Linked DNA regions of Homo sapiens: region 1 is linked to region 2. Evidence: chromatin loops called from intact Hi-C (ENCODE). Cell type or tissue: Calu3. All regions are shown on one strand. Each heading gives the region's core, and the rest is flanking DNA. Links, peaks and the distances in the headings are about the cores only.

Region 1 (16,200 bases), core at 5,833-10,832, 87 kb before region 2:
TTATCCAGTCTCAGATATGTCTTTATTAGCAGCATGAGAACAGAATAATACACAGTACCAATACTGACATTCAGGATAGATAATACATTTCATTGATACTTTGGAATGCATAACAGAATAAATTGGAATTTCATTCCAATTGATACTTTGGAACGGATACTTTGGAATGGATAACAGATACTTTGTTACTTTGATACTTTGGAATGGATAACAGAATAAATACTTGTTGAGAGAATAAATTATTGCTATTTCTCTCTAATCAGTTTGTAAAACTTTCATGTGTGTATACACACTGAATCAAAGGTTGACCTTCTAAGTTCACTATTATCACAGTCCTCACCCCTAGAAGAAATCAGGAACATAGTTTTTTGTTTCTACAATCTATTGATAATGAAAGGCCACTTCATTTCAGCCAAAACTGCAGGAAGAGAATAAAAACTATTTCCTATAAGACATATGAAAAACATTATTTTACATGCCAAAGCTCCAAAATAAAAGAATTATCAATTGCCTCCTCCCCGCAAAAGAGGAAATACATCTTTTCTAACTTTTGCCACTGGATGGCATCAGTTTCAGTAACCAAAAGGTTTTGATTTTAATGTCCACAAAATATAATAATAATAAGATCTTGGGTGAATCCAGGAACCTCCAAAGGTCACATCCTCAGAGAAAAGACAGACTAAAAAAAGTCTATCCACTAGCAAAGAAAAATGACACGCAAGTATATCATGGCCTGTTCAAATACAAAGAGGGGGCTTCAAGATGGCTGCCTAGATCAATCTGGTATTTGCCTCTTCCATGGAAAAGAACCAAAATAATGAGTGGATAATCATACTTTGAGTAGATAATCTAAGAGAGAACACTGGAATTCAACAGAGAAGTGACAGGAAGCACCAAAAGCAAGAAAGGAGAGGGAAACAGTTCAGCTGGATCAGCTGAGGGTCTGGAGTGGCTCCTTAATGTGGGGAAAGTGTGAATGAGAGACCCCCAGTAGACCATGTTTCTGCTGGAGATTCCTACAGTCCTAGCCATGAGAGAACACCTCAATCCTTACAAGTTCTGAGACTAACATAGAGAGCTGTCTGGAGACCACATGAAGGCACTGCTGCATACGCCATTTTGAGAGCACAGCCCCCACCCCACCAAGCTGCATTCTACTCCATTGCCAGGGCTAAGGCAGGAGCCACAGACAGTGATCCCATGCCCATCATACCTACCTGTGGCCCTCTGCAGAGGGGTAACTACACCTTTTCATATGCCCCCAAGGACAAATGCCACTGCCCACAACCACCACTGCTTTAAGCTGCTGCGGAGCCAAGACACAAATGAAGCCCATGTTCCCAGCCCCCAGCTTATGGCTCCACCCAGGGAAAGCAACCATAGGCTTCCCAGTAGAAGGGCTACAGATAGCCATTTCTGCTCTCACCTAAGCATTTTTCCAGTGGTCTGGGGATCACCCTACTTCTGCCTACCATAGCCAGTACCACTGAGGGGTCTGAGAGCAAGTCCACCTGGCTCAGCTCCACTCCTTCCCCCTTTACCTGAGCATACCATCCAGGGACACGGGCATCACTTATACACACCTTCCAGGGGCCTGAGCATCACCTGCATGTACTTTCCAGGGGCCTGAAGATCATCCAGGCCAGTTGACCACCTGTGGCACCTAAGCACTTCTCCCAGGGTCTGAGACCAGCCATATTCAACTTGCACTACCACCACAGCTGGCACCCAACCATACACACCACCTGAAAGTCTGTGGGCCAGCCCACCCAACCTCTTGCAGCCACTGCTACCACAGGGGTGGACCACTTGGGTCCCAGATGGATGTTCCACCATTGCTACTGCCATTGCCCATGCCACATCCACTGCCCAGGGGCTTAAGAACCTGTTCACTTGCCAGACCCACTGATGCCATTAGCAGCATCTGAGAAAGCAACCTGGAGGCACAAGAATTGGCCTTCCTGGACCCACCAACACCAGCACCAGTGCACACTGGCCTGGGGCCTAAAGACTAGCCCACCTAGTGTTATAGTACTCAGCAAAACTTTTTCATAGCCTCTACTAATAACAACTGCATTCTAAGCCACCAAGGTAGTCTCAGACACCACTGATGCTGTCTACAAATGAAGAAGTCATACAGAGACTACACCACTACGCATAGTCAGATTCAAAAGCAAAGTACCCTACCCAACCAATACCATAGATACATGTCAGAAAAGAGTTCTCCTTTTCAAAAGCAATTTCAAACAAATTAGAAGAAGCAACAGTTATACCAGATGTGTAGATATCAACATAAGAACACAGGAAAGATGAAAAAGCAAGAATATTTGACACCTTGAAAGGAACACAATAATTATCCAGCAACAGATCCCAATAAAAAGAAATTTACTAGTCAGACATAGTGGCATGTGCCTATAGTCCTAACTACACAGGAGGCTGAGTTGGGAGAATCACTTAAGCCCAGTGGTAGAGGCTGCTATGATCAAATCACTGCACGCCAGCATGGGTGACAGAGTGAAGCCCTGTCTCAAAAGAAGGAAGGAAGGAAGGAGAGGAAGGAAGAAAGGGAGGGAGGGGAAATTCATTAAATCCTAGGGAAAAATTAAAAATACTATCACTAAAGAAGCTCAGAGAGACACAAGAAGGGGCATCATGGAAATGTTGCATATCTTGTGTTAATGGCTGAACAACTGTACATATCTGTAAAACTCATTAAAGTATATATTTAAAATGGGTGAAAAAAAGAAGATTCTGAAAAACAATACAAAGAAATCAGAAAAACAATTCAGGATATGAATGAGAAATTTATCAAAGAGATATAATTTTTTAAAAAGCAGAAATTTTGGAACTGACGAATTCATTGAATAATATACAAAATACATTCAAAACCTTCAACAGTAAGACAGAACAAGCAGGAGAAAGAATCTCAGAACTTGAATACAGATCTTTTGAAATAACCCAGTCACACAAAAATAAAAACAACAACAACAAAAAGATTAAAACCTTCAAGACATATGGGACATCATAAAGCATCCAAATATTCAAATTTTGGTGTCCCAAGAAACAACGAAAAAAAATGAAAGAATTAGAAAACCTATTTAATAAAATAATAGGTTAAAAACTTCAAAACTTAGCAAAATATTTAGACATTCCTATATAGTCAAAGATCCCCAAATAAATACAATTTGAAAAGGTCTTCTTCATGGCATATTATAGCCAAACTCAAAAATCAAAGACAAAGAGAAAAAAAATTAAAAACAGCAAGAGAAAAGTATCTAGCCACCTATATAAAGGAACCCCATCAGACTAACAGCAGATTTCTCAGCAGAACCCTAACAAGACAGGAGAGAATGGGATGATATCTTCACAGTGCCAAAAGAAAAAATGTGCTAGCCAAAAATATTATGCCCAGCAAAATTATCCTTCCTAAATGAAAGAGATATAATGTCTTTCACAGATGAGCAAAAGCTAAGAGATACAGCACCACTAGACCACCCCTATAAGAAATACTTAAGGGAGACCTACACCCAAAAGCAAAAGAATAATAACTACCATTATGAAAACACATGCAAATATAAAAACCACTAGTGGAGCAAACACAGAAACAAGGAAGGGAAAATTCTTAAATGTAACCACTACAGAATGCCAACAAACCACAAAGATAAATTATGAGAGAAAAAGAAAGGAAAAAAGGATATAAAAAACAATAAGGAATCAAGTAATAAAATGATAAGAAGCCCTCACATGTCAGTAATAACCTTGAAGGTAAACAGATTAAACTTTGCACTTAAAAAATATAGACTGGCTGAATGAATTTTTGAAAATGATCTAACTATATGCTGCTTACAAGAAATTCTCACCTATAAAGACATATATAAACTGAAAATAAAGGAATGGAAAAAGATGTTCCATGTAAATGGTGCTCAAAAGTGAGTAGGAGTAGCTATACTTACAACAGATAAAACAGACTTTAAGTAATAAAAAGTGACAAAATTATTATATAATGAAAGAGGTGTCAGTTCATCAAGAGGATATAATGATTGTAATGATTGTATCCTCATGTGTGCTCCCAACACCAGAGCACCCAGATATATAAAGCAAATATTATTAGACCTGAAGGGAAAGACTCTAATACAGGAATAGTTGGGACTTCTACACTCCACTCTAAGCATAAGACAGATCATCTAGACTGAAAATTAACGAAGAAACATTGGATTTAAACTGCATATTAGACCAAATAGACCTAACAGACATTTACAAAACATTTCATCCAACAGCTAAAGAATAAACATTATTCTTAATCAGCACACAGAACATGTCTAGGGTAGACCATATAGTAGGACACAAAACAAATCTCAAAAAATTTTTAAAAATCAAAATCATATCAAGTATCTTTTCAGACAACAATAGAATAAAAACAGAAATCAATAACAAGAGATATTTTGGAAACAGTACAAATACATGGAAAGTGAAAAATATGCTCCTGAATCACAATTGAGTCAAGAGAAAAATTAAGGAGAAAATTTAAAAATTTCTTGAAAAAAACAGAAATCAAAACACAATGTACCAAAACCTATGAAATAAAGTGAAAACAGTGCTGATAAAGGTTTATAGCAATAATTGCCTACATCAAAAGAAATAGAAAGATTTTAAATAAACAATACAATGATGGATCTCAAGGAACTAGAGATGTAAGAACAAACAAAACCCAGAATTAATAGAAGGAAATAAATAATAAAGATAAGAGTGGAACTAAATGAAATGGAGATGAAAAAGACAATACAAAAGATCACCAAATGAAAAGTTGCATTTTTAAAAAGATAAATAAAATCAATAAGACAATCGTAAGACTAATCAGGAAGACAGAAGACTTAAACAAAATCAGAAATAAAAAAGATATTACAACTAATACAGAAATACAAAACATCAGAGCTTATTATGAAAAACTATGCACTAACAAACTAGAAAACCTAGAAGAAATGGATACATTCCTGGACAATACAACCTACGAAGATTGAATCAGAAAGAAATAAAAAACCTGAACCAACCAATAATGAGTAATGAGATTTAATCTGTTGATGGCGGTGAGGATGTGGAGAAAAGGGAACATACACTCTTGGTGGGAATGTAAATCAGCACAGCTATTATGGAAAACAGTATGGCAATTTCTAAAAATACTAAAACTAGAACTACTTCGTTACTGGGTATTCAGTCAAAGAAAAGGAAATCAGTATATCAAAGAGACACACGCGCTCCCATGTTTATTGTAGTACTATTTACAATAGCAAAGATATGGAATCAACCTAAATGTTCTAAATGGATGAATAGATAAAGAAAAGGTGGTATATTTACACAGTGGAATACTATCTGCCATAAAAAAAGAATAAAATCATGTCATTTGCAGCAACATGGATAGAACTGGAAATCACTATGTTAAGTCAAGTAAGCCAAACACAGGAAGACAAATATTGCATGTACTTGCTCATAAATAGGAGTTTAAAAAGTTTATCTCACGGAGGTAGTTAGTAGAATGATATATACCAGACGGTGGAAATAATGTTTGTGTGTGTGTGTTTGTGTGTGTGTCTGTTTGTCTGTGTGTGTGTGTGTGTGTGTGTGTGTGTTGGTGGGGGTTGGGGAGAGAGGATGAAGAAAGGTTGGCTAATGGGTACAAACATACAGTTAGATAGAAGGAATAAATTCTAATGTTCAATACTAGAGTATGGTGACTATAGTTAGCAACAATATATTGTATATTTCAAAATAGCTAGAAGTGAGGACTTGGAATGTTCTCAACACATAAATGATATACACTTGTGATGATGAATATCCTAAATACTCTGATTTGATAATTACATATGCTATGCGTGTAATAGAATATCACATGTACTCCATAAATACGTATAAATATTATGTATCAATAAAAAATATTAACCAAAAAGTTAGTGTAGCTATACTAACATAAGACAAAATAAATTTTAAGGCAAAGTGCATTATTAGGAATGAAGAGGGCTGTCACAAAATTATTTTTTAAGTCACCAGGAAAATACAATACTAAATTTGTATGAATCTAATAACATAGATTGGCCTCAAGCAAAAATTGGCAGGCTTATTCAAGCTCACAATCACAAAGCGACCTTTTTAATGCTCATGTGATAAAATAAGATTCTTTGTGAGTTTTTATTTGTCTCCCCGCCTGTTCCCCTTTCTAGATAGTATCTAAAATGTTTAATTGTCTTTGTCTATTTGATTCACAGGTGTATTTTAAGCATAGAACAGTATCTGGCACATAACAGCTGCCTAATATATACTTGCTGAATGTTGGAATTATTTGAGATGAAGAAAAGATAATGACTATAGACATTGCAAAATACAATTAACAAGCATAATCCAATCAGCTCTCATGGAACCTACACTTCCAAGCTAGTAAATGTACATTCTTCTCACGTATATGTGAAATATTTATTAACATCATGTACTAGACCATATTATTTGGTCACAATACAATTAAGTTAGAAATCAATGATACAAAACAATAAGATTCCCTGCATTCTAAAATGTAAAACACACTTTTAAATAGCTCAAAAAAAAAAAAACATGATGAAGAATAGGAAACAGAACTGAATGGTAATAAAATTGTTAAATTTCAAAAATTGTAGTAAGCAGCTAAACACTACCTGGCGAGAAATCTATAGATTTATATGCAGATATATAAGAAAAGGAAAGGATAAAAATTAATGAGCTACACATCTAAATTAAGAAGTTTGAAAAGACCTAAAATGTAAACACAAGAAAATACAAGGAAGGAAATAATTAAGAGAACAGAAATTATTGGAATAGAAAAAATATACACAATAGATGTTCAAAAGTGCCACAAACTGGTTCTCTGAAAAGACACAAAACTCTAGCAAGAGTGATCATAAAAAAAGATAAGGATTAATATTAGAAATAAAAATCAGTCAAATTTCAGATACAACAGAGACTTAGAAAAATAAAATATTAAGAAATAGTTGGTGCAATATATTTAAAGCAAAACAGAATGGACAATGTTCTAGAAAAAATACAATTATTCAAATGGATCCATGGAACAAACAGAAAACCTAAATAAATCTGAAATCATTAAATATATTCAATCACTAGTTAAAAGCCTACTTACCAAAAATACTTCCTAGGGCCAGATGATTTTACAGGTTACTTCCACCAAACAGTCAGCTAATAGTTAATCCCTACCTTTTATGAAGGGTTCCAAAGAACAATAAGGACTTATTCTCACCTCAATTTATGAAGCTAACAGAACCTTGATATTAAAACCAGGCAGAAATAATATAAAAAGGAAATTTATGGGCCAATCTAACTCATTTTAGCATTTGCTAAAATACTAGCAAACTTAAACCAAGAACTCATAATAAAGAATAGCACATTGTGACCTAACTAAATTTAATCCCAGGAGACAAAGGATGGTTTAACATCAGAAGGTCTATTAGTATATTTCACCACATGAACAGATTAAAGAAGAAGAATCATACAATCTTCCAGGTGGAGAGGTTGATAAAATTCAACTCCTAAGCATGATTTAAAAATGAAAACAGAAACCTTAGTAACTAGAAACACAAGAAATCTTCACCTGATATCAGACATCTATCAAAAGGTATTTCACTATACAATTTTTAAAATCATCCTTAAATTAGCCTTAAAATGAGAAATAAGACAAGGATTCCAGCTTGTGGTCAACATTGCACTGGAGGTCCTTGCCAGCACAAAAATGATTTAAAGGAATCAGCATTTCAAAGGAGAAGACAATGGCCAATGTGGGTACATCTATATACTCACTGAGGTCACTGAGAAGTGGCAGCAGAATTCAATACCTTTTTAGAACTCCAAGATCCCAAAATATCTAGATTTTTCAAAGTCCACAGTTTCCTTATTTCGGTGACTTTTGCTGTCTTTAAAATCCACAGTTGTATTTTATGAAAAATGATAGTCTACCATAGCCTTGTTTTTACCTTACACCCAGCTTTTTTATAACCTGAACTTTTCAGGTTGACCATGGATTCAATTTTGTTTGACTTCCTGTTTGGCAGTCACCTGTTCCACTCTGCATCTAGGCAAGAAGGCTGAGCACACCTCTGATGATTGCTTTAGAATCTCCTGAGTCTCTGCTGCTCTGATGAAGGCATGTAAACTAGTACTGAGCTTGGCTGCAGTGTGGCAGACTCACTACTATTCTCTCTAGAAAACCTTTTTATTCTTTATTATTTTCAGTGTGTTTTCATAAGCTGCTCTCAAATAATACTGTCTTCAAAAATCCCATTTGAATATTTGGTAGGGGAGTTAGTTGTACTTAATTTTCTTTCCTGTCGATTCTTTAAATGGCTTGCTTTGTGGTTTTACTAAGTATTTTTGTATTATGAGTCACTCTGAGCAACTGACTGGGAATGTAGGAAGACGTCTTCTTTTGCTATTTTAATTTACTGTGTGATTGACCCTGGGCCAGTCATTGAACCTAATCAAGTAACTTCATTCATTGCTAAATAAAGATAAAAGGCAGCCTCAAAAAATGGGTTAAAATTAGATTCTGTTACCTAATGACTTACTGTGTTAATAACTGACTCACACAAATTTTAATTAGCTTTTTCCTATAACATTTTCATTTGGAAAAACTCTCCTTTATTATCCTTTCCTAGTTGTACCCCTTTTATACTTCTCTAGTCCATCCTCTCTTACCTCTCCATTTGCTTATTTAACTTTACTGCTAAGTTTCAGTGAAGATCATGGCACTCTGTGATGGTCAGCTCAAAATACAGTTTTGATACTGCACATGAACAGCAGAACAAAATAAGCACACAATGGAAAATGAGTGGAAGGAAAAGTGTACTTAGAGGAAGTCCTAATACAAGTTCCAGCTCCCCCATGCACCAGTTTTATGACCTTAAGAAAGTGAGTTAGCATCCCTGAGCCTACGCTTTCTTATTTGTAACTGTATCCTTTTGATCTCAAAGGCAATTGTTACAAAAACCAATGACAATGAATGTAGAGAGCACTTTGAAAAACTGTAAAATACTATACATTTTTATTTGCCATAACTGAATAATTCTATTCCCTGAATTTAGTCATAGTATATGAAATTTGTCCGCTCTTCAAGAAGAGCTTAAGTGATATCCATTCATGTTAGACAGATACTTTAAAAATTATCATAGAGTAGTTTGTAAGTATGTAAACAATATATTGGGACAAGAAAGACTTTAAGGTAACAAAATGTAGCTTTAAGAACAGACAGACTGGGTGCAGTGGCTCATGCCTGTAATCCCAGCACTTTGGGAGGCCAAGGCAGGAGAATCTCTTGCACCCAGGTAGTTTGAGGTCAACTGCATACAAAACAATTTTTAAAACATTATCCAGACACAGTGGCATGCACGCAGTAGTCCCAGCTACTCTAGAGGGCTGAGGTAGGAGTATTGCTTGAGCCCAGGAGTTCGAGGCTGCAGTGAATCATAATCATAGCACTGTATTCCGGTCTGGATGACAAAGTGAGATCCCGTCTCAAAAAGAAAAAAAAAATGGATGAAGAATTATTTTCATGCCAGGTGGAAAAGCAAGAAATAATTAGTTAACACTTGAAGATCTTTTTTAGTCTGAGTTTTTATATTTTGAAGCCATAACCCATGGTGGAATTTAAAAATACAAAATAAATGAAAGGAAAACTGAAGAGCAGACAAATTTCAAGGTGTGACCAAAGGAACTATTTTCAAATATGATCTCTGAATCATGTAGAACTTCAAGGAAAAAAATCTGAAGACAGGAACTGTTTCAATTTCTTACCTTTGCTCTGTATTAAAGAGTGCAAAGATGTGCTTGCTAGACATAAAGCTCTTTTCCACATCCCGAACTTTCAGGTTGTCCAAGGGAAGCATGTACTTCTTTTCTTTTTCCTATTATAAGAGAGAGAAAGAAAAGAGGGAGAGGAGAGGAGAGGAGAGGAGAGGAGAGGAGAGGAGAGGAGAGGAGAGGAGAGACAGAAAATTGACTTTAATAAAAGATCTTGAGGCATGCCAATGGCAACACATCACCTGAGTTGGCTAACACTTGATTACACTATCTTGATAATATCATCACATGCCATTTTGATACCAGCTATTAAGGAATAAAAGTTATTAGAGATAGGAGGCCCCAGTGATTCTCAACATGTGGTTGGAAAAATGGCGGGGGGAATGGTGTACAGGAAGGGCTCTGAGATGAAGAAAACACATGGTCCTCCGTCCTTTCCCCCTCATGTGGGTCCTTTTAGATGTTTTTAAATGTTAGTTTGATATTAAGACTTTAGCCATCTGTTAATATTTAACAAAAATGTTCTGGTCCTAATTCAATGAGAAATGCCAGATGGATTTCATTTCTTGTTTTATTTGCAGCCTAAGCAGTTTTGATAGCCAGTGTTGGCAGGGGAGTGGAAGCACAGGACCCCAGTATGAAATACCCCCCATAAACTATGATAAAGCATAAAAAGTACTTGCTCATTTGGGTCTAGAATAAAATATGAATTCTGAAAAAGAATTATTCCATAAAATTGTTGAGCTCTTTGGGGAAAAATTCATTAGAAGTGGACTGATATTGACTAGAACAAACTCTCTTTCAAAATAAACAATTGTTTAGGAAGAATATGAACATTGAAGAGGTAAGGTCTGCAAATGCGACCAAATTAGTGTTAGTAAAACATTGGATGCCAAAAAATTATTGGAAACATTTACTTTTAGGGACTGGCCCACGGGCAATATTATTTACATGTAAAAATGCCTAACAACCAGTAGGAGAGAGCCAAATACTCAATTTAAGAAACCTAGTAAATACCTATTACCAGGGGTATAACAAGCGCTGCCCTTGTTAACCATGGTCCTCTGTATGGTCCCAGGTTACATCTCTGGTGTTACCCGTGAAAGAGAGCAGGGCTAAAGTCCAGAGCTGGAGAGAATGGAGACTTAGTCATAACTTTTAATAAACGACTATTAATGCCCATGGGAAATACGTGCATCATACAAATATGTCTGACATAAATCCTTTTGTTCCTACAGCATATAGACTACTTCCTTAAGAATTTGTAGCTCAGCTGCATAGCATAGAGCTCTTCTGTGCTCCCTAATCAGTTTGTGGGTAACATGTTGTATTGTAGGGAGTATCACCCACCTTTCCACTTCCTACTCCTAAATTAATCAGAAAAAAGTTGGGCAGAGCACATTAGAATAGCAAAAAGGTAGCATTCTACTTGGCTACAAAAATAAAGTCACGTGTGAACAGGTGACTGAAAACATTGAAGGAAGTCGCTTAGAGAACAAAATAGCTGTTCTGACAATGTCTCCAAAGAAAAGAAGAAACATAAAGGAAACTAAATAGGAGTGAGAGAGGCTCAACAATAAACATGAAAAAGTAAAGCACTGCAAAATTAGTCCAATATTTCTACAACAAAAGTTAAGAATATATTATCAAACACAAGAATATTCTAAACAGCAAATACATAATTTAATCGTAAATGAGATACCATAGTTGAGTCCAGCTTTCTCAAAACAGTTGTCAAACTATTTTAGGACAGAATTCTAAGAGGCAAAATTCTAGGCCTAATGAAAATCTATCCAATACATAATCAAATGAAAATGCTTGAGACCCAGGGAACATTTTTTTTATTGAATGTTTTTCAGTGCCCTAAATTTAAGCAGCTGGATTCTTTTAAACTACCATCCTATTCAACCTTTTGAAATGATAGATTTGCCTTTTAATGGGAAATCTGAATTTCATTGTAAAGATGGAACACAATGTCCTTGGCTTGTTTTCTATAGAAGTAGGCTCTCTTTTATACTGCATTCTTTAGCATATCGTGAAGACCAAAACTCCAGCAAGTTTATGCCAGATATTAAACATGAGAGAAATACACACACATATGCAGCCTGGGGAACATGAAAAATGGTCCTCATATCCAAAGTACTAAATGTCATTTATCCCAGGCTTTGAGGACACATTGCTAAATTATTTCATAATCAAAACTTTGAAGACTGACAAAGGAAGAAGAAAATGTATTCAGACATGTATTTATTAAAGTTGTAAGTCAAATGGAGAATTAAATGAGACAGCAGCAACTCTAGGCAATAAAAAAGTATATCATGGATATTTCTAAAAAGTCTTGGTGCTTTGGGGAAAGAATGATGTTCTGCTAAAAGAACATCATGAATCTAAAATAGCTAAAATAAACAAAAGAAATAGAGAAGGAGAAATAATATACAGAATTATAATTTCCAAAATACAGTCTTAGCATCATCTTAATCAAGAAGTGTGCTAAATCTTTTTTGTCAGTTCTATGACTGCCTAATAATGTGCTGCCCAATATGGTAGCCACTAGCCACAGGCAGTTACTGAGCACTTGAAATGTAGCTCAACTGGGATTAGCTAGAAATGCAAGATAGACCCCAGATCTCAAAAACTTAAAACGAGAATGTAAACTATATTGGTAATACTTTTTAATTGATTATATGTTGAAATAACATTTTGAATATATTGGGGGTAAACAAAGCATTATTAAACATAATTTCACCTGTTTTTTCTTACTGTTTTGAAGTTGGCTGTCAGACAATTTTAAATGACATATGTAGTTCCATTAAATTTCTACTGATAGCACTAAATACCCCATGTACTTAACTCTTTCCTTCCTCTCATCCATCCAAACAGTTTTTCCTTCTGACCTCCCTGTTTCTGCTATCAGGTTTATCCTTCATTCTCCCTGTCACCCCATCTGAAACCTCACTATCATTTCTGACCCATCGTCTTTTCTTGCCTCCTTTATTACTTCAAGACTTTGTCACATCGTGTTTGAAGAGTTTGTCCTAGTTCCCCTCCTTTGACATTCCCACAACATTATTCCAGGTCCCTGGCATCTCACAAGCATGTGGTCACAAATGGTCTCCTATCTAGTCTCTTGCCTTCCAATTTCTCTAACATCACCAGAGAAGATGATTTTTGAAAACGATTTTGTCAAATTCATTGCAATCCTTCAGAACTTTCAATAGCTTTCCATTGTTTATGGAAGAAAATCCACTAACCTCTTTAATGTGAAGAGGTTTAAAAACACTTACAAATTGGCTCAATCCTGATTGGCCAATGTCTTCTTTTCTCCTCCATAAGAAGTTTCTGTTTCAACCAAATACATCTTTTCCAAATACATCTTTTCCCAACTTGAGATATTCCTTCAATAGTTCCCTAACATAGCAATGTTTAGTATTCAGAGTTCAGTTCAAGTTCTACTTTCTGTGCAAAAGATTTTCTCAAACTTGTAACCATTTGTCTGTTTCTGTCACCTCCCATCTCTCTCCCTTATATTAATATAATAGGTATTATTTATTCTATTCATTTCAAACTATACGAGACAGCTTCAATTTATAAGTGCATTACATTTGAAAATTTATGTGAACGTTGCTCATTTGGAATTTAGAATGTTCAGTCAACTCTCTTGTTTAAGTAGCTTATATATTGTTTAAGCAGTTTATATAAGCTTACACAATATAGTTGTTTAAGTTGTTTTAATTTATTTTTAAAATATGTGATATTTGTTATAATTATTCCCTGGCTTGCTCTAACATTCTGAAAGATAACATTCTTTCTCAAGCTAATAAATAATCAGATTAGAAACAAGTTTCATGACAGACTAACAGATAATATTCTATGTTATGGAGAAAAACAAAAATTTACAGCATTTTTTTGTAATAAATAAGAAATGAAATTTGATATTTTAAACATTTTATCTTGAGTAGACATTTTGAAGGAAGCACTGGTAAACTTCTAGAGAAAGATTTTTTTAATAGAGATTCATAAAAGAACTTCTGCATACTTTCAAAGGCTTCAGAGGCTGAGGTCACTGATTCAACACCATTCTTTTCTTCATATTTAAATATAGTATCTTTCCTCAATACAGGAGGGTCGCCAGCAATATTTCTATGGGAGGCATCCAGGATGATAGAGATATTTTTGTTCAAAGAGAGAGGGAACATGAGAGCATCAGTGTAGTGTTCTTTCCCTGAATTCACTTGGCAAGAGTTAGAAGAAACGGAAGAAACAGATCAGGTCCAAAAAGGGTGCATCTTTGTGTGAAAGGGGTCTGAGGTGGAAGTAACTGAACAATGAGTAGTAAAAGGCAGAGGAACCAAGGTGGTAGAAGGTGGGAATTATGGGATGACTACAGTATGTGCTCGCTGACCTTGAAAGGAAACCAGAGAGTCAATGAGAGATAGGTATGGGCTTGGCAAGTGCGCAGTGATGGTCTCTAGCTGGCAGAGCACCATCAATATAACTTAGGCACTAGAAGGAGATACAATGGGTATGAGCAGAGGATCAGGTGTGTGGGGGAATAGCTCCTGCATATGCAAAGGACCTGCATATGCAAAGGACTGGGAGGACTTTATTCACGTGGCAATTTATACATAGGGAGTTTCATAACTTGAATTATTTGAGTAGCCTTGGTTTGATGACAGCTTTAATTATTGTATTTGTTCATACCTTTTCTTCTATTAAAGCAACAACATCTTCAAAGGTAAGACTATGAGTCCTTCCTTGTTTCTATATAATGCCTAGCATGATGCTAGGCATAAAAATTCTTACAGTGTATATTATAAATATTATTGAATTGATTTGAAAATGTCTGACAACCAAAGCCAGGTGTTGATTAAGATGTTTGATAGTCACATATATATGATAATCAAGTAAAAATTCTATGAAGAAAACTATATGAAATGCTTAACTGACAGACACTGCTTTTGACTACTAAATCTTTACAAAGTCTAGACTGATTGCCATGTTTATTTCTATCTCTGCCTTTGTGTTGTCTTCTATTTGCCAGGAACGCCTTCTCTGAAAGAAGGCAGGTTCTTGTGGCCTTGAAATTTATTTCAAGGCCACCTCCTGATTATAGCACATCATAGACCTTTTTCTTCTATAACTCTCAAATTTTCCACAATTTTTGTCATAGGCGATCTAGCATGGCAATCTTTATTTATGTTTAGCTTGCCTCTTCAAGCACAGATTGGAAGTTCCTTGAGGGTAAAGATTATGTCATCATTCTTTTGTGTTTACATGTAACAGTTATTACATTGGTGTATATACAGACATTGCTTAATAAACATTGACTGCTGATGATCCATAATAAATAAAACCCCAACATGCTGGGCCTACCTAGACCATTGTGTAAAAATTAACCAGAGGTGAATAAAAACACTTAGTTTTAATGCTTCAAAGATTGATTTTAAATTAACTTACAGTATTTTGCTTAGCATCATACAGTTTGTTAGATGAAGTTTTACTAACCTAAACCAATATCTCTGATTTGATTCATACAAACCTTTAACACATAAATGTACTGTGGTAATCCAATATACTTCAAAAGCATACAAAAAAAAGCATAGATTCTGCTCCTAGGAGATATGAACTGATGAAAAGTTTTCAAAAATGGTAGAACTTAAAAGAGATTATATTAGAATAAGAATAAGAATAAAGGCCAGGTATGGTGGCTCACACCTGTAATCCTAGCACTTTGGGAGGCTGAGGTGGGTGGATCACCTGAGGTCAGGAGTTTGAGACCACCTGGCCAACATGGTGAAACCCTGTTTCTACTAAAAATACAAAAATTAGCTGGGTGTGGTGGTGGATGCCTGTAATCCCAGCTACTTGGGAGGCTGAGGCAGGAGAATCACTTGAACCCAGGAGGCAGAAGTTGCAGTGAGCCGAGATCACGCCATTGCACTCCAGCCTGGGTGACAAGAGCGAAACTGTCTCAAAATAAACAAATAAATAAATAAATAAATAAATAAATAAATAAATAAGAAATAATAATAGAGTAATAAAGAGAAATATTAACATACGAAAAAGCCGCTAATGGCACCAAATATGTTTTTTAAATATGCACTAATGGCACCAAATTAATTTTTTAAATATGTGATATTTGTTAAATTCTTCACTTGCTTGCTCTAACATTCTGAAACATGACAATCTTTCTCAAGCTATCAAATAATCAAATTACAAACAGGTTCTATGACAGACTAACAGAATATTCTATGTTGCAGAGAGTACTTATGCTTCACTAGAACAAAGATTCCTAGTTTTTACCACCCCCTTCTTATACTCATATAACATTCCATGTGTGTTCTCTATTATTGTATTTGCCATATTTTATACTCC
Region 2 (16,200 bases), core at 7,398-12,397:
ACACAACTTTTAGAATATAATTATATCGTTAAGCAATGTATGACTGTATATTCATTGGGCACATTAAGGGAAAAAAACCCTATAAAATATAGTATTTACCACAGGATAATACTGAGGATGTGCATGACCTTTAGGAAGATCCAATGGAGACATTTCTCTCAGATTGTGTTTGTCTTATGGATACCAAAACCACATCACTGTTAGCATTTCCCCTGGGTTGGCTATAAGTCCACTCAGAGCCAAAGTGCTTTATAACACACAGTTAGGTATCTTTTAACATTACTTCCCTTACTCCTATTGTCTCATCCCTAACTCTTACTCTCATCCCGTAATTTTGTCTCTTAGTTATCTTACATTTCTAAGCCCCCACAAGGCAGGTAATGAAGTCCTTTATCCTAAACTTCTTTCTCAACATTTTCAATTATCCAACTTGGTTTTAGAAAGTACAGTAGCGCCCCCACTTCCCCTTATGTGTAGGGGATACATTCCAAGATCCACAGTGGATGTCCAAAACCTTGAATTGTAACAAACCCTAAATATACCATGTCTTTTTTCCCATACATACATAGCTATGATAAAGTCGAATTTATAAATTAGGCACTGTAAGAGATTGATAACAATAATTAATAATAAAATAGAACAATAATAACAATATACTATAATACAAGTTACGTGAATGTGGTGTCTCTCTCTCTCTCTCTCTATTCTTGTACAACACTCACCTATTTTCGGACCACAGTTGACCACAGGTAACTGAAACTGCAAAAGCAAAACCATGGATAAGAGAGGACTACTGCAAAAGAAACTTTGAAAAACTGGCTCTTACTGGAAAAAAATACATTTTCAGAATTATATCATTGTTCTCTCAAACTCAAAACACACCATCGCCAATTCCTCAGTTTCCCTTTGCGTTAAGCACCTTCAGTCACCAAGTCCTACTGAGTTTCTTTGTAGTTTGATCTATGTTCTTTCCTTTCCCTTCCTATATTCATAGCCCTAGAGCAGGCTTTCGTTACAATATCTAATATTATTATCTAAATTTACTACATCTATTTTTCCTCCCTCCAACCTCTTTTCTATAATATATCCAAATAGATCAATCTTGCTATTATTTTGAGTTGGTCACTTCACAGATTAAAAACTTTCTGGGGTTCCCCACTGAGAAGGCAATGAGTCTAGCATTCAAAACTGTACACAATCCCTCTCAACCTACCTTTTCACTCTGTACTAATTAGTTATCTTTTGCTGCATAACAAATTGCCCCCAAACTAAGATGTTTAAAACAGTAAACATTGATTATCTTACATTTCTGTGGGTCAGGAATCTGTAACTGGCTTAGCTAGGTGATTCTAGCTCAGGGACTCCCAGAGATTGCAGTCAAGCTCCTGACTGGAACTGTAATCATCTGAAGATCTGACCAGGGAAACATCCAAGCTCACTAACCTGGCTATTTACAGGCCCTAATTCCTGCCATATTCTGTTGGTCACGGCACTAGTTTCCTATTGCTGCAGTAACAAATTAACACAAACTTGGTGGCTTAATGCAATGCAAATTTATCACCTTACAGTTCTGGAGATCATAAGTCTAAAATGGGTCAGCAGAGCTGCATTCCTATGACCAGCTCTAGGGGAAAATGTTTCCTTCCTTTTCTGGCTTCTAGAAGCTACCTACATTCCTTAGTTCATAGCTTCTTTACTTTCAAAGCCAGAAAAATTGTATCTTCTCTCCTCTCTGACTTCTGCTTCCACCCTATATCTTCTCTTCAACTCTGAATCTACTGCCTCCCCCTTAAACAGACCCTATGATTACACTGGGTTTACCTAGATAATCCAAAATAATCTCTCCATCTCAAAATCCTTAACTTATTCACAAATCACGTGTGCAAAGTCACTTCTGCCATATAAGATAACATATTTACAGGTTCTACGGATTCAAATATGGACACCCTTGGGAGGGTTGGAGGGATTACTTAGCCTACCACAGTTACACAGACCAATCCTGAAACAACATGAGAGGGGATTATAAAGAATGTGTATAGAGACCACTGGAGCATGTCTACCACAAAATCTACCTTCTAACTTTTCCCACTCTTGAGCAAACTTTCATCCTTTTAGCTGGACCTGTCCAATTTCTACCTATCATTAAAATATATCAAATATGTGATAAAGCAAGTATAGTAAAATGTCAACAGTGTGGTAGAGAGCATACTAATATTCAATGTAAAATTCTTTCAACATTTGATCGTGTGAAATTTGTTATAATAAAATGTTTACCAAAAGTGCACCTTAGCTCCCATCTCCTTCACAAAATTTTATTTCTTGCTATTAGTTCTTGGAGGAATCTCCTTCCTCCAGTTTCTTATTTGTACTTATTATCTATACCACTTACTTAGCTTCAAAGAATATGGGATTTCTAACATCACTGAAATTAAATATATGAATGGATACTTCCATTTCTTACTGTCAGGTCTTTAAGAAATTAGGATCATACCTTACATTTTCTCTATTTTTCCCATGGCACAATCTACAACTATAGTAAGTATTCAATGATAACTAATGGATAAATCAATATTAACAGGTTTTGAGGCACTGAAATATATGATTTCCCTGCTATATCAGTTTACTTGTAATCACTTGTAAAAATTAAAGAAGAAAACAAAGGTTTATACATAATTAGTAAAAGAAGATTATTGTTTGCAAATAAAGATATTACTGATTCAGAGCCAGTGTGTGTGCTTTTCATTATTTTTCCAAAAGTAGGAATACATTTCTGCTGATCCAGTCATACTCATCTCCTTGTCTCCCGTGTGAACAACAGCAGTATTTTGTAAGGTGCCTGGCTAAAGTCAGGAGAGGGTATATGGCCATTAGATTGGTAAACTGTTGTTAGAAATAAAATTCCCTGGTACTTGTTTTGTTAGAATGCTGTATGCTTCAATGAACTAAATTTACTCCATATGAAATAAGATAATAATTTTTAAAAATCAGTATATCCACAACTTGATGCTGATCCCACTATTCGACTTTCTGTTCTTGAAAGATATAAAGCCACTTAGATAAATTATGGAAACTTTCTGAACCATTTTGTGATATCTTATTCAGAAAATATTTGTTAATATTCATAATGAATTCCTATTGTAGTTTCCCTCAATGTTAGAGAGTAAACCTGAAACAGCAATATCCTTCACCCATTTGTGAAAATATAAAACACAAAATGATCTACTTGCAGTCTACATACCATTCATAGGATAGTCTGCCAATCTTCCCTCAGTAGACATCATTACTAACACATATGTTGCATGCTTTTTCTGATATAAGGTAAATTAACAAGTGATATTAAAGAGTAAGAAGAGAAAACATCAAGCACAACACCAACTCTAACACTGAGACATTTGTTAAAAAATGTCAGCCAAGGAAGATAAATCAACAACGTGTAACTTGTCAGTCCCTTCTAAACCAAACAGCAAAAATCAAGAGTGGGTATCCAAGTCTCAGATGTAGCCAAGGAAAAAAGTGTTTTTTGGTCTGAAATCTTCCTCCATCATTTATGGACAAATTTATTTCAAAACAGAGCATATTCACGATGGATCCACAGTTCAGCAGGACAGGTCTCAAAACCTTGGATTTAAAATTTAAACTTAGGTTCCATTAATTTATATTTCCTTCCTAAGCTGATGGACTCAAGCCCAGGAAAAAAAGGAGAAAAAAAAATCATTCTATACTCAACCATCAAATTTGTTTCAGGTTCGGCTACTGTACTTTTAAGAAATATTTTCTAATATTCTAAAGCATAGTCTTCATTTTGCAGAGTGTATATTTTATAAAGAATAACATAATTTATATTTCTAGTCAATGAAATCAACAGAGCTAGTTTTTCTTATTAACATACTATTATGACATACTATTATTAACATACTATTTTCTTATTAACATACTACTATGGTATCACCAGTAACTCATCATAATTTCAAGTTTGGCATTCCAGAGTTATGGATTTCTAGTTTGGTATTCCTCTTAGGTATTTGGCTTTTAAATACTATTGTCCTGGCTTGGTCCTGGCCATATATGATCCAGAAGACTTAAGCTGCAGAGATCTCCAGTTAGGGATGAATATGCTTTATGTTCACCGCAAAATATAAAATTATAGGCCAAGCAAAATTAATGAATATTAAATCCTTGAAAGGCAAACATTAATGCTAAGAATTATCTCAACTATTAACCCTAAACTTCAATACTTTTAATGAGAAGTAAATCTAACCATAATTTTCTTTCCTTTTTAAATTTACCCTGAAATCATTCCTTGAAATTAGACTTCTCCCTGATTCATTTGGGGACTTCAAGCTCTCTTTTGAGCCTATAATCCCAGTGCTTTGGGAGGTTATAGTGGGAGGATTGCTTGATGTCAGGAGTTTGAGACCAGCTTAGGCAACACAGCAACATAGCAAGACCTTGTTTAAAAAAAAAAAAAAAGCTCTCTTTTGAGACTAAGTTTTGTATTTTCAATTGGATGTCTTCACCTGAATGACTTATATGTGTGTAAATCTCAGTATATCCAAAACTGAAATAATTATTACATTTAACATCCCCACCCCCTGCATCTTCTTCTAGATTCCCTATGTAGTTATTGACACTGCCACTCTGCTCACTTGCTTTAACAAAAACTTTGGCGTCATCCCTGACTCTTCTCTCTCTCAACTCCCTTAGCAACTGCTCATCAATTCTATTACTTTAACATCCCTCTTCCATCCCTGGCTCTCCATCTTCACCGTCAGTGCCTTAGTTCTAGCATCCATCATCTTTCACACATTGCAGTCACTTCTGAAATGTTTTCCCTTTCTCCAAGTTTTCCTCCTTCCAATCCATCCTTCACACCTCTACCAGAATAATCTCTCTAAAATACAAGCCTCATAAAATTGTTTCCTTGCTCAAACCCCTTCCAGAGCTATTCACCACCTGTAATGGTAGCTTACTATCTTTTTATGTGCATAGCACAAATGATAGATAGAATTACTAAAAGAGGTTAAAAGGCCAACAATGGTTAAAAATGCCAAGTTTGGAAAAACTGGAAATGAGTGTATACTCTTCCTTCAGTAGCTCTTCAGCACTGCATCACCGTTTGTTTAAGAAGAAATGTTTTCCCAACCACACATGCTGTCCTGCCTACTCGGGATGGGAAGTGCTTCAATAACTCACTAAATTCCGCAGTTTTTCTTTGGTGGTTGGCTTGGCATTACATCACATCTTGTGTCTTATCTTTATCTCTGATTTACATAGAACTGTACCCTTCTCTATTGGTCACATGACCCACCAACTCAGCATAAGGCTGATATCAATACAGTAGTAAGTATAGTAGTCCCCTTATTCATGGTTTTGCTTTCCCCAAGTTTTACTCTTTTGTGGTCAGCTGTGGTCCAAAAATATTAAATGAAAAATTTCAAAAATAAACAATTCATAAGTTATAAACTGTGCACCAATCTGAGTAGCATGATGAAATCTCCCATCATCCCACCTGGGATATGAATCATCCCTCTGTCCGACGTATCCATGCTGTCTTTGCTAACCACCTGTTAGTTATTTAGTAGCTGTCTCGGTTATCAGATGGAAAAAAAGCATAGTATGCATAGGATTCAGTACTATCTGTGGTTTTAGGCATCTATGCGGAGTCTTGGAATGTAGTCCCTGTGAATTAGGGGGGACTACTGTATTTGCAGATGTAACAAAAATGAATAAGTGAAGGCCTGGAGACACACCTATGAAGAACTTGGGCTTCCTCACTAGGCAGCAGCACCCAAGTTGTTAACTACTTACTGAGAAGATGGAGTTTCAGTTCTTTAGGGGGCTCTCTACCCTTTCCCTGTTACATCCCAGAGGGTTGTTTCCCATCATTCTTCTCACAGCACCCTGTTTACTCCATCAATAAATATTTATCAATTCAATAAGCAGCAAGCACCTCTTACTCAACAGGCACCAGGTGCTGTTCTCCAGTCCCATTCTTTGATGCTCCCAAACCTCCATACTGGAGATTTCTTGTGTCTGGAATATAATCCCCCATCCCCTTTTCTCAGCTTCCCTCTGCAATGAAGAGAATAAAGACTCAATAACTACTATTTACAGAAATTTTTTTGACACTGTCCTATTTACTTCTATCTATCTTGTGAGTACAGAAATTAGCACTACTGAAGATAACCACACGGTAAGTATTGGTTAAGTCAATTTTACAATCATTGTGAGAGATTGTCTTCAGCCTAACCCTTCTGTCTAAGGTTGATATCAACACATTTTCCAAAGCATGATTGTATCTCTTCACTCTACACCAAGGAGAAGCTGGCACTGAGGTCTTTCTGCACAGCAGTTGTAGACAGTATACAGCTACTCTACCTAACTGTTTTAAATGGAAAATGACAAGTAAATAACAAGTTTGGATAAAATGCACAGCTAACCTATTTTCTGTAGTAAATAGGTAGGTGCAGTCATACCTCTCCGAAATGTAACTTTTTACTCAGAGGAACTCATTCTTATATTCAACTCACATACTTTCTTCTGCCTTCTAATGCAAAAACTATTCATATACTTTTATCATACAGCATTCAATTCCATTTAAAAATATATATAATGAATTATTCAATAACATGATCATAATAACTAGAAAGAAAGCATTTTTATTGTTACATGTCCCCAAAAGTCAAAATAGTTGAACTTGAATAAAGAAGGTAATATAGAGTAAGTATAGGGAGGAAGAATCAAGATCAGTAGTTAATTCATACCAGCTACAAACCCTCTTCTGTTTGGAATTATGTGCTATTCCTCACATCTTCCTTTGGACTTATTAGAGCAATTGGAGGTATGTCCTTTGAGGCACAAAACTAATCAATCTCTATTTCTCAGAAGTTATGTTGAAAAGGAGCAAACAAACAAGACCAGCATACAGAAGAGATCATGAATTAAAGAATGGGCAGAAGTTAAAAACTCCAGGCTCATGAAAAATAACGTCACTATTTCTAACAGTATAGAAATATCACCTCAGCCAGATCTTTTTTCCCCTCTATTTTTTAGTTTAGTATAAAATGAAGACAGAGTTGGCATGACCCCTAGAAACTCAGAAATGCAATTTTTCTTCTCCATGATTTAGTTATAAAAAGGTGCAATGCACCAGTCAGTCTTCTTCAAACATGGACTGTGCAAGAATTTATGATGGGATTTGTGGGCAGACTAGAGAAGGTGAGATGTAGAGAATGCCTACTGAAATGCTCCCTGGCTCCTTCAGTCAGAAAAACAAAGCAAACAAAAAAACAGCATTGTGATATGCCATTCATAAATTCTAAACAGATTACCCTAAAATGACTGTCATTAACAAACAATTGTAATACTGACAACAGCAATTAACACTGAAGTTCTTACTATATTTCATTTCCCCATACTAGGAGCCTTACACACATTAACTCATTTAATCCTATTTTCATTCACATTCACATTTTATAGATATGAAACTGAAGAGACCCAGAGATTAAGAACCCAAGTTTCACAGCTAGTAAGTGGTGACCTGACTCCAGAGTGGGCCCCGTGCATCTTTACCCTCCTGCTTTGTTGTTAAATGCTTAAGTCTAGCACATCTGTGTTCACATAGCAGCTTCTCCATTTATTAGCCATGAGACATGAGGCAAGATATCTGACATCCCAAGCCTGTTTCCTTATCTACTAAATGGGAATATTAATGGCACCTCCACTTGATATTGAGAGGACTTAAAAATAAGTATTTAACATATATTAAAGTTCAATGTATATGAATTTAAAACATAAATAGAACAAAACAAAAAACTCTCTAGCTTATCTTCATGTGATATTCTTCTACTGCCTAATCCTTCCCTGCTGAAAACATTGATCTAGAAGCTAGTGCTTTGTAGTGCATAGATCTCTAGCTCCTTCCAAATCTGCTTCCTAAACATACTTAGAAAAAAATGCAACTAAGTTTATAAACAGAGCTTCAAGGGATTTCTTTGCACACTGTAAAACCCAACATTATGCTGTTAAGTTTTGCCCTTGGTTCCTTGATGTTAAAACTGAAAATCAAAATTCTTCAAAAGAAGAAAAAAGAAACAAAATTATGGATAGTTCATTTAAATATCACAACAAACCATTTTTTAGTTATTAGAAACTGATGTTCACATCAAATAACAGCTTAGCCTGACATCACTCAGCCAGTAAATGGAATAATATTAACCTATGTTCATGCCTACAAACATGCTTTCTAGTAAGTCAATCTTGTTCATGAAGTTTTCTTTTAAGTCACCCTAGATCTTTCTGGTTATTATTAATTCTAGTAATATTAATTTCTAGAATTAAATATTCTAGTTAATATAAGCCAAACTCAAAGGCTTATATTAACTACAATATTTTTAAGGGCAATTTGATCAAGGCTCAGTGGCATTAGTGGCCATGGCCTTAGAAGCCAAAAAGTCAGGCTCAACCATTTGAAAACCAAACACCCTTAGGCAAAATGTTGTTTTCCCTAAGACTAAATGCCCAATGATAGGATGAAAAGATTATGGGATTCTTCATGATTTCATGAAAATAACAGAATGAATCATTTTCTTCTGAGAAGCAGCAGTCACAGAGATGTAGCTAAAAAGACAGGACTTGGGGTAATTAGGAGCCCAAGTGGCAAATAAAGGAGTATTTGACCCATTCAAGCTCTGAGAGTACCCAAACTCAGCTCATTCAGGTTGATGGAGAATTGGTAGAGAGGCTTCTTCTTAAAAGTATCTGCAATGGAGGAATATCCCCTCAATATGGAATTTCATTCCAAACAAATTGCAGAAATAGGGAAGGATTCTGTCTTATAAAAAAAATTGCATGGTGATGATAACTGAGCAAGATATACTATGGTGAGCGCTCAAAAGAAAAAAGCTAATGTATATATCCAAAGACTACTACTATTTTCACCATCCCTGACTTATAATTATTTGCACCTTTGAAAATTCAAATGCAAAAGGACCATGTTCGTCTTAAAATGTATGCCAAGTTTCACCTCTTACAACATAGTAGAAACCCCTTCTTGATAATCTTTTACCAAGAAACCCCTTGATAATCTTCGGGTTTTGCAACTTGGCAATTTGGTGCAGCTTGATAATCTATGCCTAATTTTAAAATGTCTGAAAGTTCTCATCAGAGCAGGACTCTATAGGCAATAAGACCGTGTGAGGGGCCTGTCTCATGTGGAGTTGGCTGGGGACACCTTGCAAACCTAATGTCTGCATTTGGGCTTCCTGTATAGAGGTCTGCTGTGCATTTAATATTTCCAGTGAGGCAAAGAAAGCTAGAACAGGAAGAGAATACTTTCAACTAAGTCATGTCTCTCAGGATCCCATATACTTCAATTGCTTAGTGGAGACAAGCCAGAGCATTTGGTTGCTCATGAGCAATTCTAATCACTCCAAGCACCCTGTGGTAATCTGGACACATACTTGGAGCTTTTCCAGAGAGCTGTTCTCAATCAGGCAATTGTCTCGATAATAGAACAATTGCATACTCAGCCCTATTTAAAGCATTCACCCTGCTATGACCACTAAACCTTTTGTTAAAATATACAGGATTCTCCTTTATTCTCTGTGTTAACACATACAAGGAGAAATGATAGCCCATAGTGAGGAAATGGCAGGTGTGCTTTCTTGCTTTCCCAGTGTAGTTAATATTTTAAGAAAAGACAAAAAAAAAAGGGAGACCATATTTAATGATTAGTAATCTAAAGTAACTCATTAATCAAGTATTTACCTAACATCCTAGCACTGAAAGCTATTGCACAGTGAATTATGATATAGGTAGTTAAAGCCATAAGGAAATGTTTGTTTTATTCTGAAATAGGGCAAAGTTGTGCTAATGTTGAGGAAAATAGCATAACATCCATGAATGCTAAAGAGTATAATTACTCCCGGAGATGGTATGTTCATGTTTTCCCTTTGTAGTCTTTTATCTGAAGAACCCAAAACCTCAAAGCGTCAGGAATTAATCTCCACTTTGCAGGAAATTGCACTTAAAAAAAATCTTACTGTGGTAATATGAGTTATCAAGACACAGTTTAACAACTCGAAGTCTCTCTACTTCAAGTTCCTAATGTGATATTTTGGAGCAACATGAACTAAATAATTGTGACTGCATTTAAATTTTCAGTACACTGATTTTGATAATTCTATGAAGGCAAATTATGTACCTGTTTGTCCCAAGTAAATAAGTGAGGGCATCAATTATATGGAAAAAAAATGAGATTTCCTTTGTTAGTAAGAATCAGCAATTTTCAGTTAAGAATGCAATGCTTTAATCAAAACCACAATGAGATACCATCTCATACCAGTTAGAATGGTGATCATTAAAAAGTCAGGAAACAACAGGTGCTGGAGAGCATGTGGAGAAACAGGAACACTTTTACACTGTTGGTGGGACTGTAAACTAGTTCAACCATGGTGGAAGACAGTGTGGTGACTCCTCAAGGATCTAGAACTAGAAATACCATTTGACCCAGCCATCCCATTCCTGGGTATATACCCAGAGGATTATAAATCATGCTGCTATCAAGACACATGCACACGTATGTTTATGGTGGCACTATTCACAATAGCAAAGACTTGGAACCAACCCAAATGTCCAACAATGATAGACTGGATTAAGAAAATGTGGCACATATACACCATGGAATACTATGCAGCCATAAAAAAGGATGAGTGCATGTCCTTTGTAGGGACATGGATGAAGGTGGAAACCATCATTCTCAGCAAACTATCGCAAGGACAGAAAACCAAACACTGCATGTTCTCACTCACAGGTGGGAACTGAACAATGAGAACACTTGGACACAGGGTGAGGAACATCACACACCAGGGCCTGACATGGGGTGGGGAGATGGGGGAGGGATAGCATTAGGAGATATACCTAATGTAAATGACGAGTTAATGGGTGCAGCACACCAACATGGCACATGTATACATATGTAACAAACCTGCATGTTGTGCACATGTATCCTAGAACTTAAAGTATTAAAAAAAAAAAAGAATGCAATGCTTTGCCATTTATATAGATCTGAGAATGAACTTCTGGATGACATAAATCTTTGTTGCTCCTTTTTAGTCTCAAGCTCCCACTTTTGGCATTTTAGGATTTTAGAGCAAAAAGGCAGGAAGAGTAGTAGAAAATTAAAATGAGTAAGTTCTATTTTTTAGCAGCTTTGATAAAAAAATGAGATTAAAATGACTAGCAAAAAAATATGTTGGGTAGGATGGGGAAATGTAATTATTCATATAATTAATTCTGCAAACACTTTTTATTGTATACTATGTTCTAGGCACCTTGCTTGCGCTAGATACTTAGAATTCAAAAACAGATTAAAACCCACGTTGGATTACTTGTCTTCAGGGGATCCAGGTCTAATCCTAACTTGATACCTATAGCTAGAGATAATCAAATTGGCAGTGCACATTTGTTCCTGGAATTCAAAAAACTTGTATATATCTGTAGTACCTATATATGATGTGATCACTATGATGGCAAATGTATTCATATTACAGCATATATAAAACTTATGTCGTGAGGTACTTTAGTGATGATGATTAAAAATATACATTAATTGGAAGAGGAGAAAGAAAAGAAATCACAAGAATGTATTTTGTTTGAAAGCTAATCACCTATTTAATTGAGGGTATCAGCTATAATTATTCCACTAACCAACCACAACTTTCAGCTGCAGTTTCTCATTCAGCACACATATATTGAGCATTTCTACATTTTTATTCTGAGTTCAGGGGATATAATGAAAAAAGACCAAGTGTCTCTTCTTAAGGTGCTTGCATCCTGGAGGAAACAGACACATACTCCACAAACCATATGGTGCAATACCCCTGAGTATTAATAAGATAGTGATTAGGACAGGATGCAATGGGATCTCGGAAGAGAGACCCTCTAAGCTGGCCAGGGGGAAACAAGAAAGGCTTCCTTAAGAAATCTTTTTATTATGCTTTATATTCCAAGCACCCAGCACAGTGCCTGGCACAAAAAAGATAATTGATAAAAGTTTGTGGGATTCCTTAATTAATTAAGGTTTTAGGCAATGTGAAGAATTCAAAAAAATATATAAGGTCCTGACTTTGAATAGCTTAAAAATTCTAGTGGAGAGATGAGACATAAGCACATAACATGAATATTAAAAATAATATATTTTAAAGAAGCATTAAAGATTTCTATGCAACATTTGTCACAGAGGAATAAAGTATTACCTTGAGTTGGAGGTGATCCGGGAAGACTTCTTGAAGGAAGTAAGAATTTAAATGTTCCTTGCAGCGTTGGTTGCTGTAGATTTCATGAGGTAGAAGGGGAAATCCCTGCTGGAGGTCAGGGAGGAGCCCAGTTTGGCTAGGGATCTGGAGCAGGATAATAGTAACCTATAATGCTGGGAAGGTAGGCTGGGGCTCAATTTAAGAGACCTTTACATTCCAAGACTAACAAATTTGAACTGCAACCTATAAATTATAAGAAGTCACTAAGAGTTTTTGAGCAGTGTGGTATCATAAAAGCTGTATTTTGTGTATGCGTATAAATATTAAACATGCAGAAATATCTTTACTTCCTTAAAGTAAAATATCTTTACTCTGTTACTCTCACCTTTTTTTCCCCTGAAAGAGATTGTCATTTTGTTCTATCTTTTATTTTCCACTTTCTAAAAAAACTTTTTTGAGATAATTTTAGACTTACCAAAGCATTGGAAGAATAGTAGAGAGTTTCCATTTACACTTCACCCAGTAAAGCTGTATTTTTGAAAAAGGAATCAGGTTAAAGACCAGTTAGGTCTTTAACATGCACATACATGTAAGTGGATTTACTAAGATTGCTCCTTTAGATAGGCTGAAAATGGACAATTAATAACACTGGATCTCCAGACTACATTGTACTCTTGGTTAAAATGACCAGCTTGTGTTTGTGCCAAGTACTCAGCCTCAGGACAAAAAGGGTTACATGTGCCATTAGTATAAACAGGAGGCATGCTTGCTTTGGGCTTTGAAACAAATGACTAGAAGAACTGCAGTGTAGCCCAGCCACTTTTGACCACCCTAGGGTTACCATGTCTGATGCCCTTAGGAAAAAGGGTCCTTTAAAACCACTCCCACTACCTTCCTCATACACTGCCTCTGTCCTCCAGGAGCAGGAGTGGCTATGGTTTGGTAGATTGGGCCACCCTTGCTAAAGGGATTAACAGGAAAAGATCAGCACACACAGGCATAGCTGTCCCTCTGGTTTACACCGTCATGTGCTTGGCATCTTTAGGGTCAAGGCTGATGTCCTTTTATGTGTGGTTAGAATATGATAAGACGCAAAAACTTGGGTATGAACATTGGGATAGTAAAGGCCTCCTTTGATTTGAAGCTACCTATGCCTCACCACCTCAGGAGAAGTGGTTGCTCCAGATACATGGTCTGGCCTGGCTGGCCAGAGTTTTTTGCACTAAGATTTGGGGACAAATCCCCAGAAAATAACAAGGTGTTATTTTGCTTTTCTTTGCCATTATTGCATCCTCAGCAACCATAGGGGAAGTGATTGCTGTAGTCTCAGAGGACTTGGGTATTTCTGATCCTCTGGCTGTAATACTAAGTAATAGCACCCTAACCTGAACACAGACCTTAACACTGCCTGTCACCTTAGATTGTGTCATATTATTTTGGTTCATAGTAAGGCCTCAAAAAAAAAAAAAAAGAAAAGAAAAGAAAATAGAGAGAGAAAAGGAAAAAGACAAATAAAACACGAATTCTCTCCCCTTTTCCTTTATTACTTTAAGTAGGAAGCTACTGTTGTTTTCAACTGTACTTTCTTATTTGAAAAAGCTCAGTTAGTGGTTAGTTCATTATAAAGTCTCAACCCCACATTCATTGCAGCATTATCCACAATAGCCAAGATGTGGAAACAACTTAACAGATGAATGGATAAAAAAAAATGTGAGATGTGTGTGTGTGTGTGTGTGTGTGTGTGTGTATATATATGTATGCATGTGTATATATGCACATGCATATATACATATATACACATGTGCATATATACATATATACACATACATATACACATATGAAATACATACATATGAAATAATGAAATATTCAGCTTTAAAAATGAAAGAAATCTTGCCATTTGTGACCATGCGGATGAACCTAGAGGGCATCATGCTAAGTGAAATAAACCAGACACAGAAAGACAAATAGTGCATGATCTCACTTACAAGGAATCTAAAATAGTTGAACTCATAGAAAAAGAGAGTAGAAAATGTTGTTGCCAGAGGCCTGGGGGTGGTGGAGGAAATGGGGAAGTGTTGCTCAAAGGGTACAAACTTTCAGTAATACAACAAACTAAGTTCCGGAAACCTACTGTACAGCATGGTGACTATAGTTAAGAATATTGGCCAGGCACAGTGGCTCACGCCTGTAATCCTAGCACTTTGGGAGGCCAAGGGGGGCAGATCACGAGGTCAAGAGATTGAGACCATCCTGGCTAACATGGCGAAACCTCGTATCTACCAAAAATACAAAAAATTAACTGGGCATGGTGGCATGCACCTGTAGTCCCAGCTACTCAGGAGGCTAAGGCAGAAAAATGGCTTGAACCCAGGAGATGGAGGTTGCAGTGAGCCAAGATCACACCACTGCACTCCAGCCTGGGTGACGGAGTGACTCCGTCTCAAAAAAAAAAAAAAACAAAAAAAGAATATTGCACTGTAAACTTGAAATTTGCTAAGAGACTAGATCTCAATCTCAAGTGTTCCCACTGCACACACACACAAAAATAGTAATGATGTGAGGTGATGTACATGTTAATTAACTTGACTGTGGTCATCATTTCATAACATATATCAAAACATCACATTGTACACCTTAAATAGATATAATTTTTATTTGTCAAGTATACTTCAGTAAAGCTGTAAGAAAAATAAGTCTCAAGGATGCCTGCTTTCATGAATAGGCAGAATTCTACCAAAAACTGGCTTATGTAAGTGTCTTGAAAAGAATATATGCTTCTGTATTAAAGGAATATTTAAAAGATTTCACAAGTATTCATTCACAAAATATCTTTTGCATATATTATTCAAGTCACCTTATGCAAAGCCCTGAAAACAAAGAAAAGAGTAATACTCTCACATAATGATCTCAGTATAGATTAAAATAGATTGAAGTAAATTATTCTGGGAAATCTGATATTTTTTAATTCAAAAGAAAAATTTTTAAGAGATTTTATTTATAAAACAAAGCCAAAGTTTTGTTTTAAAATTTTAAAATATTATAATGTAACACTTTAAAATTAGCAATATATTCATATAGCTCAAAATTCAAAAAGTATAAAAAGGCATGCAAGGAAAAATTATCTTTCTTACCCCTTAGTGGAATACGTTTAAAGCAGGAGAAATACATAAGAAAGCTGTCAGCCATCTCTCTTTCTTTCTATTTTTTTTCTGCTTTCCATGTTTGTGTTTTTGAGTAATTGTCACCATGACAACATCATATATTAAGTAAACTACTTGACATTAATCAGGAGGTCAGAATTTACTGCCAAATGTTTGGAAAGCAGCCCTTATGTGTATGATTTGACCCAAAATGTTGTTTTTTTGAACTTATAAATCATGCATTCTCTAAGGAAAATCTCAAAGCTGATAATCAAGCAAAAGCAACAGATACGTCAATATATTATACTAAGTTTAAATTATCTCATTAGAAAAAACTGTATAAATAATCAAAAGCAGAGGTTAGGCAAGAAATTACACATTGTTTCTCAATGACAATAATAGCACATATTCCTATGTTTCCTACTATTATAAAAATATTTACTAACATAAGTCCATGTCTAATATATATTTGTTGAATGAATGCTTTAAAGTATGCAAATAACAAATTTAACCAAATGTCAGACAAAGCTCTTTTAATTCCTTGGCAAATACACTTTATCCAAAATATTGCCTTAGAGAATCACACTTTTAGAAAACGAGACAGCCAAATTACCCAACCCCAACGGATAAATCTCATTTTAAAAAGACAATCACTGAAAGAAAACCCACAACTTATCATGATGGTACCTCTCTTTGTTCAATAGCAGTCAATTTCATGGAGTTCATTCTTTTGCTCAATCTATGTCTCTGGTAGCAGTTTATACTAGTTTGTTTATTTTACCTCAGAAGATGAACTGTGG

Evidence for each region. Peaks named below come from ENCODE experiments on the same cell type or tissue, not always from the same donor. Only the 100,000 strongest peaks of a DNase experiment are listed, where the experiment ranks them.
Region 1: a loop joins it to region 2, with 1.9 times the contacts of the local background. A loop is called at or near these places in 1 of 110 quality-filtered maps.

Annotation. Positions count from the first base shown.
Region 1 is chr1:172,247,302-172,263,501 of GRCh38, reverse strand. It overlaps DNM3 (dynamin 3), which reads right to left. Exons shown (of 21, transcript NM_015569.5): 15 at 9,820-9,929. Among named protein-coding and RNA genes, the nearest start is that of DNM3OS, 110 kb to the right of the region's middle. In Calu3, for the core only: no CTCF peak of the experiment used is centred there; DNase peaks (open chromatin) are centred at 8,111 and 8,461.
Region 2 is chr1:172,161,761-172,177,960 of GRCh38, reverse strand. All of the region lies in intron 14 of DNM3 (dynamin 3), which reads right to left. Among named protein-coding and RNA genes, the nearest start is that of DNM3OS, 25 kb to the right of the region's middle. In Calu3, for the core only: no CTCF peak of the experiment used is centred there; DNase peaks (open chromatin) are centred at 9,460 and 12,360.